Regions from separate parts of the Mus musculus genome. Here region 2 is linked to region 1. A link is a contact called in ENCODE Hi-C or POLR2A ChIA-PET data. All regions are on one chromosome and are shown on one strand. The core of a region is the stretch at or near the end of the contact, and the rest is flanking DNA. Distances in the headings are between cores, read along the strand shown. Region 1 overlaps Gm41323 (a long non-coding RNA gene). Region 2 overlaps Ext1 (exostosin glycosyltransferase 1).

Region 1 (7,547 bases), core at 1,840-4,339:
TGCACTGCTTTGTTTCTTAATTAATTCTTAATTCTACCAGGGAGTCCAGTTCTATAACGACATTACCTGCTGTCAGTGCTGGTCCACTGAGGATGTGCACTGTGGGTTTCTCATACTGGCTCTCCCTCCATCACTCACACCTTGGAAAAACAAATGGCTCCCTGGGCCCTCCGAAGTAATGGTGTCATATCCCGGGCTCCTGACCAGATAGGTAAAATCATTCTTGCATTCACATTTCTTGGAGATTTTAATCTTTCCCTCTATACTCTGCAACTAAAATTCTGACATCTCTATTGTACTTAATGCAGCTATTACTTTTTTCAATCTACTGGAGGCATCCCAGGAGTGCAGCTGGAGTAGTACCTTGACTCATCTCAGGATATTAACTTCTGTGTCATGGGAGGTGTTCCATATCAGTAAATTATCCCTCTTCTGGCTTCATAGCTTACCTTTGTTGACAGCACCTTGAGGATCCTTTCCCGGGATGGTCTCAGTATCAAGGTCAAATTTTGCTGCTCTCAGTACCCGACTTTTGGCTGGCAGCCTTGTCAAAACTGAGAATTAAAATCCCCGGACAAGTTTTCTACTTTAGAAAATTAGGTCCTGGTCTCAGATTTCAGCACAGTTTTTTTTTCTCCAAATGCTGAAAATAGGGGTCTTTCTGAATTCCTTCAAAGAAACTTTTGGATATTCACACCATAAAGACTGTTGACTTTATCCAAACCTATATATTTTCTCCTTAACAAATAGCAGCTTATTTCTGACACTTCTTTCTCCAGGCTTTGTAATTAACACTTTTCAGTTCCTCTCAGAAGTCAGACATATTACACAGAGGCAAGGGCATGCACTTCTACTTGTACCTTCTGCCAGTTCATCCTAGATAAAAGATGTGGACATAGGTCTATGTGCATGAAACTCTTAGTGACTCATCTATGGGAGGGAAGCTTTCATTGACAGCCTGATTTGAAAACATGGTTCTTGTGTACTGTTTTTATTAAGCTTGGGCTCTCATGGAAAGCCATGCAGAATACGGATATGTTGTATACAGGGAATGAAACTCCAGAAAGCCTAGCTAAAATCCAGCCTACTCCTGTTCTCAAGTGGAGAGCCAGTAACCAAAGAACACTACAGAATCACTCCATCTTAAGGCAGAGGAACAGATTTTTGTATTCTTGATTCAACCTGACATTGAAGCTTGGCTATTCTTAGGAAAGGGCCATGTAACCTTCCAGACATAGACAGGCAAGGCATCTCTTGTCAGCTGAGGGCAGTTTTCCAGAAAAAGAAAATGATGCAGCCATGTGCCTTTGGAGTTTGACACTCATAAAAGGTGGAGGATGGGTGACCAGCCTTGTAAAAGGATCTGGGGAAGGTGCCAGCAGTCCTATTATAAAGAGAGAAGTTTCTGCAAGAGGAATGGCTAAGGAAACTTCTGTACATATGAGAGCTTTAAGCTCCTTATTTGAGCAGAGTTATTATTATGATCATATTTCTGAATTTTCTGAACTTGTTGGTGCATTAATTAGTTCATTTACTTATGCATTTGTTCAAGAAATAGGTGTTGTATGTTCACAGCATAAAAGGCATCTCTGCAGGCACTAAGTCGATAGCAATGAAACAGAAAATGTGGTCCTTGACCTTAAGGGACTTAAAGCCTAATGATAAAGATAATTGCTATACTGCTGTAGTGGAGCTTCAATGATGCATTAACAGTCATCACTTAGATGATGTGCACACAGAGTAGCAAAGAAGACTTAATAACTAAATGGTTATGCGAGTACATTCTCCATATGGGGTAGGACATAGGATGTATATACTGTTTTCTCCATAGATGTGTAATATAATCAGACTCTATATTGAATATGACTCTACTAAGGTTAAATTTTAAATTTTAACTTATTTATTATTATCATTGTGCTTTGATTCAGCAGGATATTGCTTATCGCTACAGAGCATAGAATAGCCTTGAACTCCCTCAACCCTGAATCCACTCGAAGTTTCAGTCACACTTCATCTTCCTCCCAAGCTGGCAATAGTTACCTCTCTTACCCTTATTTCTGTGTTTGTCTCGTTTCAAGTGCTGTTTTTGAAAGATTACAAAATATATATACTGTAAGTGGCAGGGTATCCACTTATAAAAGCCTCTGAGTGGATCCACCACAGCATATTGTTCATTATAAAGTTGACGACTGTGGTGTGTGTGTGTGTGTGTGTGTGTGTGTGTGTGTGTGTGTGCGTGAATTGTAGTCTACATAGAACAATGTGAGGCTTCAAGTAGGCAGACTTATCACACATTTATTTTCTTTATACAAATAAGCCTTTTCAGGTTTACTGATTTGCAAATTCTGGCTCCCTGGCCTCTGTTTCTTTGGGAGAGAGAGAACTCAGTCTTTATATTGATTGGTTAAAGGCAGCCTTGAGTCAGCTGATGCACACCAATGGCAATATGGAGTCGTATTTATAGCTTGCCTAGAAATGAAAGCCTTTTATTGCATTATTGTGAGGACGGGTAATGGACACAAGCAGTTGTCAAAGTTATTGATGATGCTGCATTTCCAATCACAAACTAGGATACCCAAGGCTGGTTGATTTGCTAGATTTAGCCATAAAGTATGAGTGAGAATTAGTTGGTGAAATGCTTGTTAATAGAACCTCATGATGCATTCTTTCCTATTCTATTGGAGAAAATTTCAGCCTTTGAAAAGAAATCCAGGGAGATCAATGTTCTGTTTGAAGCAATTTTTTTTTAAAGAAAAAAATCTATCAGGGTCAGAGAAACTATGGAGTTACATGACATCTACTGACGGTAGAGAATATCACAATTCAGGCTTCACTGAGAGATGACTCTCCTTTTCCTATAAATATTTGTAACAAATATCTGCATGTGGAAATATTATGGTACTAGACCATCAAACTAGAAACTCAGGGTCTAAAGTTCTTTTCCTCAGCTCGTTCTTGTGCTAGGGGACTGGATTGGAAATGGTTGTGCCTGGGAGCTACTGCTCGATTTAGCTTCTTTCAGGTTGAAAGATGATGCCAGCATCAAGCCTCCAGTTCTGCCACAGAGCAGCCTGCAAGAGATTTGTGGGCTGTCTTGTACACAGGAGCAAAACACATCACTGTCTTTCTACCAGAAGGGTGTTGCTTGCTCTCACCAGGCAGAAATCCAGCCCAACTCAGATAAGCTCCAGAGTCACTGTATCTAGGCAAAAGAAAATGAAATACTGATAGGAAAGGGATCAAGAGCCTTGCTGTGTTGGTTATCTATTGTCACATTAGTACTGCAGAAAAGCAGCCACAGATCTCCATGTATTAACGAGAGTTTCATTTTTGCTTATGTTTCCATGGGTTTCTATAAGTGAGGAGATGTTGATAATCTGGGTCAGGTGTGAGTACTTCATTTGGGCTCAAAATGTATTTGTGGTCAGTTGGTGGGTTGTCTACAGATTGGCTCTGATGGTGTCCATGGCCAAAATATCTTGGATTTGCTTTATGTTGAGTTCTTACTGTCCAACAAGCCAGGATTGTTCTCGTGGGCAAGGAGGTTCTAAGAGAGCAATGGGGAAGAGAAACACGCAGTTTCATGGAAGCTAGAGTGTGAAACTGGTAGGCTTATCCCCTTTCTCACATTTTCCTGGGCAAAGCAAATCACGAAGGCACCCTAGACTCCAGGATATAGAAAAATCTTCAAAATCACACAGAAGCCAATCATGATGGGGTATAGTGTAATTTCAGCACCAGGAAGTAGAGGAAGAAGATAGTGAGTTCAAAGCATGATTGGGTTATACAGTGAAGCCATCTAAAAATAAAAACAAAATATGTGTGTAATGGACACAGGTTCTAGAATGGGTAAAGGACTAGGAATGCTTATACAGTAAATTAATCATATTTTCTTGTACATAGAAGTTTCATGTTTTAACTTTCTGATAAGTAGTTTATGAGAAACTACTCAAAATCAAGGCTTTATGAGAAGAGTTAGTCCTTTTGTAAGTCCAGCCCTAGATGATTTATAGAATGGCTCTTTTCTTACAACAGGAAGAGTTTGGTTTCTGGCTCATCCACTTTGATCCATCATTCGCTTATTTTACACTTTGTTTTTTTCATTTTTTAATTAGTTATTTTATTTGCTTACATTTCAAGTGTTATCCACCATCCCAGTTTCCCCTGCACAAGCCCCCATCTCCTCCTCCCTCCCCCTGCCTCTAAGAATGCGGTCCCCCACCTGCCTATCCACTCCTGCCTCAGCGACCTAGCCTTCCCCTATTCTGGGTCATCCAACCTCCACAGGATCAAGGGGGATCCCCTTCCAGTGATGCCAGGTAAGGCAGTCCTCTGATTCATATGCAGCTGGAGCCATGGCTACCCCTTGTGTTCTTTTTGGTTGGTAGTTTAGTCCCTGGGAGCTTTGGGGGGGGGGTGTCTGGTTGGTTGATATTGTGTTTCTTCCTATGAAGTTGTAAATCCCTTCAGCGCCTACAGTCCTTGCCCTAGCTTCCCCACTGGGGTCCCCAGCTCAATTCAATGATTGGCATCTGTATTGGTCTTGCAAAGCCTCTCAGGGGGACAGCTATACCAGCCCCTGTCGCAAGCTCTTCTTGGCATCAGCAATAGTGTCTGGGATTGGTTTTAGCAGATGGGATGGGTCCCTAGGTGGGGCGGTCTCTTGATGGCCTCTCCTTCAGTCTCTGCTCTCCAGCTTTGTTTAGGAAAGGAGTTTACATCATTTTCTACTGGGGTAGAAATAACAGATAAAGGCAAAATTGTTAATGCTGGCAAAGAAGTGTCTTTCCCCTAGAATTTCCTCTCTGTGGAACGTTATGGAGGTGCGTGCTGTCATTGGATTACTGGGATCAGGGGAGATGGATCTGAGGATAAGAACTTGCCAGAATTTGGATTTCCCCAGAAGTCACTTAAATGCTAAATATGCATGGAGTCCTGCCTATAATTCCAGCCTAGGAAGGCAGAGACAGGAAAGTTGAATAGGGAGACTGACTACATTAGTAAGCTCTAGGTTTACCTGAGAGGCCCAGGCTCAATAAATGCTATGGCAGAAGGATGGGGGATGATTCCTGATATGAACCTTGGGATTCACATGTGTACACACACACACATATGCAAAAATACCTCCTTACACATGTGTCCATACACAAAATATGGTAAGTAGAGAAGATAGGAATAATAACTTATAGTCAGCTGTGGTAGTTTTAATAGGAATGTCCCACATAGACTCATGTGTTTGAATGCTTGGTCTGTAGGGAGTGGCACTATGAGGAAATGTGGCCTTGTTGGAGTTGGTGTGGCTTTGTTGGAGGAAGTATTTCACTAGTGGATGGGCTTTGAGATCTCAGAAGCTCAAATAAGTTCACTTCCTGCTGCCTGCCAATCCAATATAGAACTCCCTGCTATCTCTCCAGTATGATGGCTGCCTGAATTCTGCCATGTTTCCCACCATGATGACAATGAACTAAGCCTATGAAAATGTAAGCCAGACTGAATGAAGTGTTTGCCTTTATAACAGTTGCCATGTGCATGGTGTCTCTTCACAGCAATAAAACCCTAAATAAGATATTAGGGCTCAGTGTAGCTCATTCAATAAGGTAATATAATGGTCTCTTCTTTGTTTTGCCTTAAAAAATAGATTTACAGCAAAGCTCATTGCTTCATCATTCATTTCCTGCAACCTTCTATCTCCAGGGTAGTCTGAAAAACTGGCTATTGTTTTAATCAAGTATCACTGACAAGATCAGAGACATCAGTCAATGTATATGGGATATATTCCAGTTGTAAGACAAGGTGTTTGATGAAAATATAAATATACCCATGGAATAAATGATTCCTATCAGCAAGGAATTTTCATTGGGGTAGACCTTAAAAGTGAGAAAACCTTGTTCTTTCAGAGTTGAGCATCCTGTTCCCACTCATTGGCTTTTTCACGACCTTCACAGACATCGTGATTATCTAACACCCAACACTAAGAAATGGCCAAACCCACTCAATCACCCAGAAATAGGCCTTGAATAGATGAAATAAGAGACTTGTTAGTAAAGTAACACTCCCAGCTAGGTCTCTAAAGCCCAGATTACTTTGTCTTTTCTAGATTGGCTCAGCTGAGAAAAGAATACCAATTTTTTGTTTGTTTGTTTTTGTTCTGAGTGTCTTTAATGTCTGTTTCACATATATTTGTAGATATTTTAAGTGATGATAAATATGTAAATTTATATGTGCAATAAAAGAACACTGACTATAATATCTACAGAAACATGTGCAGCATAAATACTTTTTATAGTTTGTCCTATCAATGACCTGGCTATGACATTCTACAATAGTTATGTAAGAATTTTCTTCTTGTGTTGGGGGGTGAGACAGAGAATGCTAGACTCCTTGGTATTACGTTTTAAACTTCCTGTGGATATGAAATCATTTCAGAATGAAAAGTTAAAAATAAAGATTCACTAGGTTTAATTCTGCATTCTTAATATCTCTAACTTTCAACTACATCACCCTTATCCTATAGTTTGAAGGACAAGAACTCAATCCTATTTACTATTATGTCTCCAGGTCTAGGATGTCGGTCAGTAAATGACTTTCAAATTATTTCTTTAATGAACCTTTGAATGGATAAGTCGACAAATCTACTTTTGAACAACCGTAGGCTTGGCTTAATTAACAGCAATTAAGTAAAATGCACTAAGGCCACTTACCTAGTTCACTTAGCTGTCTGCTGGTGATATCAGTGCTCACTATCCTCTGCTGTACAAGAAAGACAGTGGGAAGCACGGCAGATTACATCATTTGTAATGCCTGTGTCCCAGTGGAGGTCCACTCTGATTGTTCTCCATAGGACAGCATTTTGTGTGAGATTAAAGTGAAACATTGGAAACAAGTTCTGTGACGATTTCTGTTCCAGAATGGTCTGTGTTTATCTATGACAGCAAGACTAGACCACATGATGTGGAAGACCAGTATAGAGAAAATTTTGCCCAGAATTTCCATCAACTGCCCTTCTCCATGCAAATCATTTTAATTCAACTTTCCACCTTGATTTCCATCCATAAAGCACATTCCATCCATTAACTAATTGCTCCTTTGTGGTCCAAGTCCATAGGTACCCAGTCTGCCTTTAAGTAGTTACTTGGGTACCAAAAAGAACGACAACTCCTTAACTAAAATTGGCTATGTAAGCCTATGACCTCATTAAATGTCAGGCAGAATTTTCTGTTTTCCTCTACCCAGGATTAGGTTGCTTTAGAAAGCAAAGCCCTGACAGGACAAGGAGGCTACAGGAAGCAGAAAAAAGCCTCCCTCACAGTCATCCTGCTTCCAGTCTAAGCCTCTTAGATGAGTACCTCAAGGCACTAGAACGTTCCCTTGGCTCTTAAAACCTACATGTCTCATAAATGCTCAAACTTGTACGGTCTCTGCTCTTTGCCTCTTTCTCTCCTGCTGTAGCCCCTGTTGCTCCAAACATTCTGGTTGCATTTGTCCTTCTTGTTCCCCACTATGTGGCTTTGCTGTCCTGTCCCACCCCTGGACCCTCCTGAAAATAA
Region 2 (7,547 bases), core at 3,549-6,048, 520 kb before region 1:
CAATAAGTCTTGGGGCAGCTTGTCCTGGGATGTGTAAGAAACCAAACTGAAAAAGCCAGGAGGGACAAACCAGTAAGCAGTTTTCCTCTGTGGCCTCTGCTTCAGTTCCTGCCTCAAGGTTCCTGCCTTAATGTCTTTCTGTGGTGGACCATGGTGTGGAGGTGTAACTAAGCCAAAGCAACCCTTTCCTCCCCAAGTTGCTTTTGGTGGTGTTTATCACAGCAATAGAAACCTAACTAAGACAATGGTAAATCCATGGGGGTCTGGTGGCGCCGTGTGTTCCTGTTCATTTCTCTGCTGCCTATCTTTGTACTCCTGGGTAAGAGTGCTATATACTCAGTGCTTCAGAGATCTGTAGGGACTGGGAAGCTCTCAGGGACTCCTCCTTGGTAGCATCAACAGTGCATGAGGGCTCACAGATAGAATTCTGGGCAGTCATCTCCTAGGGCATGGGTTCCACAAGCTAGTCTTGGGTTCCACTGAATCCTTAGGGCACTCCATCATTTATACATGGGCACTTCTTCCCATTTCTGAAAGGCACGGGTTTTGTACATTTCCTCTTAGGTGTGCTCCAGCATCAAGGCTGTGCACAGAAGCCCATCTTCCTGTCAGATGACTGTACTCCCTGGTACTGTTATTTTTCTCCGCCTCCTCTTCCTCCTCTTTCTCATTCTCCTATTCTTTTTGTAATTCTCCCTTTCTTCTTTCAAGAACACACACACACACACACACACACACACACCCCTAGTTTATCCCACATTTGGTCTCCTACTGCAGTTCAGTTAAGCTCTTCTAGCAACTAAGAATAGTTCCGCTCAGAGTGGAGAGTTGATGGCTCACACCTGATCTCAGCACTGGAGACTGAAGCAGGAGGATGACTGTGAGTTTAAAGCCATCTTGGGCAATCGAGTGAGATTCTTTTCTCAAAGGAAAAAAAAAATTCAGAAGTTTGATTGATTTTGAATTGAATTTTTGAGAGAGAGTCATATAAAGATTACAGCATAACTTTGGGGATGCTGTGGGGAAACAGACGGAGATGACAGCACCTACACAGAAGAAGTTTGGGCTTACAGGAAGGAAGTCATGTGATATGTTTCCCATGAGCACTTTGGTGCGTCAGTATATGTTCTTGGCCTAGCACACTGTCATGAGAATCATGTGCATGGTCTTTGGGGTAAAGATCTTGTGATAGTGTATCAACTTGCATTCTGCATCAACATATTTAGCTCTCTCGTTCTCTTTTGATAGCTGAGAGTTATTTTGTTGTGAAAACAGCACTTTGATTATGTTATAATTGAGTACAGTTGATGAATATTCCTTACTCGCCTCTGATTTTTGGAGACCAATAAGTACTTTGATGGTTTCTGTTTGTCTGTTTTAGCAAAATGAATTCAGGGATGTGTATCTATGACTTAAATGCTACATTTTCTGTTGCCCATATTTATTAAATCCTTTAAAGGCTGAAAAGCTGTAGGATGTGACTTTTTAAAATATAAAAACAGGGTAACATTTCTTTTCCCATTTAGCCAAAAGGCCAAAGTCTGATTGTCAGACTGTTAGTCTCCTGGAGAAAAATAAAGACAAGCTTTCCTTGAGGCATCGGGACTCTTGTGAGACTCGGACTTGTAGAGAGTGGCACTTGGGGGATGACCCCTTCAACTCCTGTGAGTAAGGGTAGAGTTAGGGTTGCCAGACCAGGCCCTGGCTTTCAGGTTACTTCCTGCAGCGCCCTTAAAGTGAGCTTAGTTTCTGTCTTGTCACTAGCAACTACACATCATAATGCCACAGATGATCTCAAATCTAGGACCTGTCAAGAGTGGTTCGTACTGTGACTGGATCAAAAGCAAACAACAACAACAGCAACAGCAAAAGCAGAGAGGGAAAAGGTAAGGGAAGGACCCACATATTTTTCTTGTGAGGCTCCCTTGCTGTATGTTGAAGCTTTGCTCTCTGATTAGAACTGACCGTTGAACAGAGAGGATTTACATCTTTGGGGTCAGGAAGGAGCTTCTAGATTGTAGTCTCAGTGTTCTCTTTTTCTGGCTCTCCTTAGGCACCCCCATCCGATGTGTTTTTTTGTTTTTGTTTTTTTTTTTAAAGCCCTTAGGCACCCCCATCCGATGTGTTTTTTTGTTTTTGTTTTTTTTTTTAAAGCCCTTAGGCACCCCCATCCGATGTGTTTTTTTGTTTTTGTTTTTTTTTTTAAAGCCCTTAGGCACCCCCATCCGATGTGGTTTTTTTTTTTTTTTTTTTAAAGCATGCTTGATTTAATCAGATGGCAGCCACTGTTCATCAGCAACCCTCTGAGGTGAGCAGATAAAGTCAGAACTACGCCCAAATCCTGTATGTATGTATGTATGCATGTATGTACCTACCCATCTATCTATGACAGTATCTATCTATCTATCTATCTATCTATCTATCTATCTATCTATCTACCCATCTATCTATCTATCTATCTATCTATCTATCTATCTATCTATCTATCTACCCATCTATCTATCTATCTATCTATCTATCTATCTATCTATCTATCTATCTACCCATCTACCCATCTATCTATCTATCTATCTATCTATCTATCTATCTATCTACCCATCTAACTATCTATCTATCTATGACACAGTTTCTTGCCATGTAGTCCTGCTGGGTATGTGAGGCTGGCCTTCAACTTCTCATGACTCTCCTGTCTTACCATTCCAAGTGCTGGTAATGGGCACACATGATCCCATCCAATGTCTTTCTCTCAACAACTTTCCCTAAATGGCTCATAAAGGACCTATGTAATTTTGTATCAGATGGGCTGTGGTTCAGTATAACACATTGACTTTGTATTTTCTTCTCACCTCTAGACTTTATGTTCCCATGAGTGTTGGTTCTAGTTTTCCTCATGCAAGTCAATGAATGACCTTGTTCAGGTATCCCTTGCTGATTTCCGTTCCTGAGAAATAAGCTGGGGAGTGTGCTCCTCCCTTGGCAGCGCAGAGAAGAAGGCATTCAGCAGTTGCTGGTTGATACATTTACTTTCTACCTGCTGGCTTTCAACAGTATTAATTTTTATGTACTCATTGTGGATTGTGTTTAATTAAAAGCAGTTCTATTCACAGAGGCACTTGTAGGTTTTTTTTTTTTTCCCTGAAATGAATAAAACAAATAGGCATCTGGTATTTGTTTTGTATAACACAATCCCCATAAAATGAAGAGTAATAAAACATAATTATCTGTAAAGGCTTGTTTTATAAGCCTGAGAATGGGCTTGTTTCTATCAGGGTTTTCAATTCTACTCATGGGATAAGGACTCTCTTTGTACATTAATACACAACTACAATAGCAACGAATGCCTCACAATTACATTCATGATCCTGCCTTTATTAAACGAATGGGGTTTCTTTTGGTTATAGTGTACATACTAAAAGGTTGTCATTACGTTCTGTCTGTATAAGCACATTCCATTGGAAGAAAATTCTATTTCCTGTTCTATATTCTGTTTAACTGGCAGAGTACTATTGGTGATTTATGCCGCTCAGTACAAGTGAAAAAAAAAAAAAAAAAAAGCAGGTTTATGCTTTGTTGTTGAGTCTTTTAGGTCCCAGACCACTCCGCAGATTCCTCCGAGTTGGAAACTGCACATTAAGCATTTACATGTGTTGTATCTGGTTTCATGTGCAATCATATATGCATTCATGTGGAGGCCATAAGACAACCTCAGGAGCTGCGGGGTCTTTTACTGGCCTAGAGCTTGCTGATGGTACTACTCAGCAGGCCAGCAAGCCACAGCTACCTTCTCCATCTCTGTCTCTCGAACCCTAGGAGAGCATATGCATGCTGTGATGATGGCTTTTATGGGTGTTCTGGGATGGAATTTAGGTCCACTTGCAATCACTTTACTGACTGAGCCATTTACCTTGTCCCTTACATATGCTTTTATAGGGTTCATAGATCTTCTGACCATTAGTTATGACCTTTGCTGTATTTATAATCTGAAGCCAAGGTTTTATCTTTAGCAAATGAGTATCAGTTGAAAGAAATTCATCCAGGTTTTTTTTTGTGTGTGTGGATTTTTTGTTTTTTGTTTTTTTGTTTTTATTTTTTTGCTTGGCATTGAATTTAATTTCAGGGCTGGGTTCCTTTGTAAAAATGGAGCAGTACTGTTATCTGGGAGAAGGTACAGAACGTGGGAAGTCTGAGAATTATTAACTCAAAGGTGGATATGCTGTCAAATTGACAGCAAGGACTGTGTCCCCAGGGACTTCTATTGCCAGGACTATTTTTGTTGTTTCTTTCTGTGAGCCTTGAAGTGGTGAATTCATCCTCTGAGGTTGTGTGCCCATTGCTGCAAGGAAAAAAAAAAAAAAAAAGATGGGCGGCAGAATCATGCAGCGGTCTATTTCATGGTGACAGCTTTATGCGGTTGTGTGATGTTGCAGAGCCTTGTGTGTGATATCGACCCTCTTCCTTTGAATCAAACCACAGAGTGTGAGTGGAGAAGGGTGGCTTCAGAAATAACCAATCTCTGCAAAATTGAAACCCTACATAGTTCTGCCTACTACAGATGTAATTGTGTATAGGAAGGAGAAGTCCATCTGTCTAATATTCATGGCCTGTTTGAGGAGGAGTTTCTATGTTTAGAATGCACTCTAACTTTGTACACAGAACTCATGGGTACCATGCTTTTGTTATGAACGCAAGCTGAATGAAGAGCATGGAAGCCCGTGGTTCTCCCCCTTCTCCGCATCATCTTGTGGAGAATGAACAGCTTAAAATAAGACCTCGGTTCCTTATCCAAGGGGAAGCTGCAGGTTCCAGCTCCCGAGAAGCAGAGGCTCTGCACGGTTACTGGAAATACCATTTCTGAACATACTTGGCAACTGAAAGTACCCAATTAAAAAGCTCTGTGGAAAGAGGAAGTCTGTGGATGTGCAATTAGCCCTTCAGCTTTAGAGCGGTTCCTTTATGTGTGGAAGGCCGTAACACGAAATCACTGGACGCAGTTGCTTGGTGCCAGGTGGTTAGAACAGGCTTTTGCATGATGGATTATTTCTTGCTCCAAAAATGGTTCACCTAAAGAGGTTGTATTCCTGACTCTAAAAAAATGGTGGTGTGAAAAAATTCTGAATGTTTTCTTTTCTTTCCCCCCACAAAATTTTAGGTAATTGGTAACCATACCTAGCTATAAGTGGATGTAGTGAACACACAGAGCTGTATCTAAGAGTCACTTGAGGCTCGGGCTCTTTATTTATCTAGTTGTTGTTCTGTTCCCTCCTACTTCTTATTTATTTTTTATTAAAAGCGGATTGCTGGGTACCACTGCTGGCCCTTACTGCCATGCTCGCCCTTACTGAAAAAATGAAGTCTTGTTCTGGAAAGCCAAAAGAGCTGTATATTCTGAGATTATCTTTAGTGTTTATGATAGAGAAAGCAGAAACATTAGGGGCTTAATAGCTTTTCTTATTTACAAGTCAGATTCACCTAAGGGATATTATTTTATGTTGTGCGTGTGTTCGAAATGTTCCTTTAAAATAGATTATCAGAGAGAATAAACAGGGGCGTAGAATTTGTTGCTCATGAAAATACAGAATAGAAAAAGCTTTCCTTTTGGCATGCTTTCCAACAAAGCAGTTCTATAGTATTCCAGTAAATAAACATACACACTCACATGTGCCCTTGCTTTCCAGTTGTACAAGAGCTCATTCCATTGAAGTTTAGTACAGGAATTATTTCCCTCCAGAGATTTCTATAAAAATGGCAGTCGTCAACCATACTGCTCATGTTGTAAGTTCCCACATAACAATACACCTGAAAGCCACCCCCCCAAACAAAACAAAACAAAACAATAAGCAAGCTCTTTAAATATGGTAAGTCTAAAGGAAACATTTTCTTTTTTCTTTTTAAAGGTTTATTGATTTTATGTATATGAATATACCATAGCTGTCTTCAGATGCACGAGAAGAGGGCGTCACATCCAATTACAGAGGGTTGTGAGCCACCATGTGGTTGCTGGGAATTGAACTCTGGACCTTTGGAAGAACAGTCAGTGCACTTAACCACTGAGCCATCTCTCCAGCCCTCAAGGAAACATTTTCTGATGTGGCTTTTGAGGGCACTCAAAATGTTGTCCCTTTATTTATGCTATGGTGGGTGTCACTTCAGTAATCAGTTGGCAAACGACAGTCTCCTCATTACATGAAGGTCACTGCTGTTTTTTCCTCACTCTTTATCCCATTCTTCCCAAGGGAAACAAAACTCTGACGGAGGCATTAACAAATAGGTTTGTTTGTTTATTTGAGGCGCCTGGGATTCAGCCCAGTGTCTCCCACATGCCTCCTCTTGAGCTGTCTCCACAGCCCCACAGTTGGGGTGTTTTTAATAACTCCAACCTCCCTACCTTCAGACCTTATAAAATTGAGATACAAGCTCTTTTTATTAATATGAGCATAAAAGTTGTATTCAGTACTTTCAAAATATTTTCTCCCAACCCTTTTCCATTTTGTCACAAGATCTCTGAAGGAGGAGTGCTTGCTAATGATGCATTGTGCTTAGCCATGGAAGCATCCATGCATTCTTAGCAGCACGTGCTCCCACCAGCTCCTTCCAGTGAACCGTCATGGTGGAATGTTGGGTGGCCGCAGTGCTTTGGTCCCCAGCACTTTATGTCTGTTGGGGGGCGGGGGGGACTGTACTTCCCATGTTCTCTTTCCTCTAGTCCTTGCAAAAGCTCCACAGGGGTAACACTGTTCTGATCTCTACTTGCAAGGTAAGCAAGGTGAGAAGTAGACTTGTCCCATTCTTCCCCAGAGACAAAGAAAAGATGCAGAGTTAGCATGTGAGCCCTGCTTCCAGTAGGCTCTGAATCCTGAGCACTTACCCGGTGCTGTCCCCTGGCTGTTTCCAGGAGCTGTGCTAATATCTCCAGGAGTGTGGGGCTCTGGGCAGCCATTGCGTTCTGTTTTAGAGGCTTCGCCCGTGACCCTGATACTCATTGGGCAACTTTGAGAGTGGCTGCAGTATATAACATGTCCAGCCAGCCTCATTACTTGCTTAGCTGTTTGTTTGACGTTAGCTGAAGATCTGTTCCCTCGAAGACTTTGAGCCTACATTCCAGGGAAGGAGGTTTATGCACGTACAGACATATACTAATGGGAAACACTATGACAAAGAATTACAGCTCTCCAGATCTGGGCTCCACAGTGATTCTGCTGAGAGATCTCACACTGGCTCAGAAGGTAATATCATCTGGGGTCAGAGTCACTTTGCTGAGCCCTGTTTTTTTGTTTGTTTGTTTTAAAGTTTGGAAGAATTTTGCATCTTTACATGTAAGCCCTGTAAGTAGCAGGCAGAAGCAGCTTATAGGGATCTTGACTTTTTCTCTATTCCGTGTGTTTGAAGAGGCATAGTGGGTACTGGGGACTGAACCTAGTGCTTTGCACATGCTTGGCTCGTATGCTAACAGTGAGATCTAGCCCAGCATTGTTGATTATCTTTTATGTTAATGGGATTATTCAGCTAAGCCTTAGGCATGAGAGAAGACTGGACAGGCATTATCATGG

The links. A loop is a pair of places that touch in the nucleus more often than their neighbours do. ChIA-PET counts read pairs that join two places held with the same protein, here RNA polymerase II (POLR2A).
Region 2: a loop to region 1 is called in a map of T-helper 2 cell, with 7 times the contacts of the local background. The contact joins two enhancer-like sites. A Hi-C loop is called at or near these places in 1 of 37 maps with a recorded cell type or tissue (T-helper 2 cell). POLR2A ChIA-PET finds 5 or more read pairs at or near these places in 1 of 5 experiments (embryonic stem cell).

What each region holds. Positions count from the first base shown.
Region 1 is chr15:52,801,256-52,808,802 of GRCm38, reverse strand. All of the region lies in intron 3 of Gm41323 (a long non-coding RNA gene), which reads left to right. Among named protein-coding and RNA genes, the nearest start is that of Gm34794, 19 kb to the right of the region's middle. Within about 2 kb of position 3,089, at least 1 of the 3 ENCODE cell types and tissues checked has a DNase peak (open chromatin) inside an H3K27ac peak, as active enhancers do.
Region 2 is chr15:53,321,813-53,329,359 of GRCm38, reverse strand. All of the region lies in intron 1 of Ext1 (exostosin glycosyltransferase 1), which reads left to right. Among named protein-coding and RNA genes, the nearest start is that of Ext1, 21 kb to the left of the region's middle. Within about 2 kb of position 4,798, at least 1 of the 3 ENCODE cell types and tissues checked has a DNase peak (open chromatin) inside an H3K27ac peak, as active enhancers do.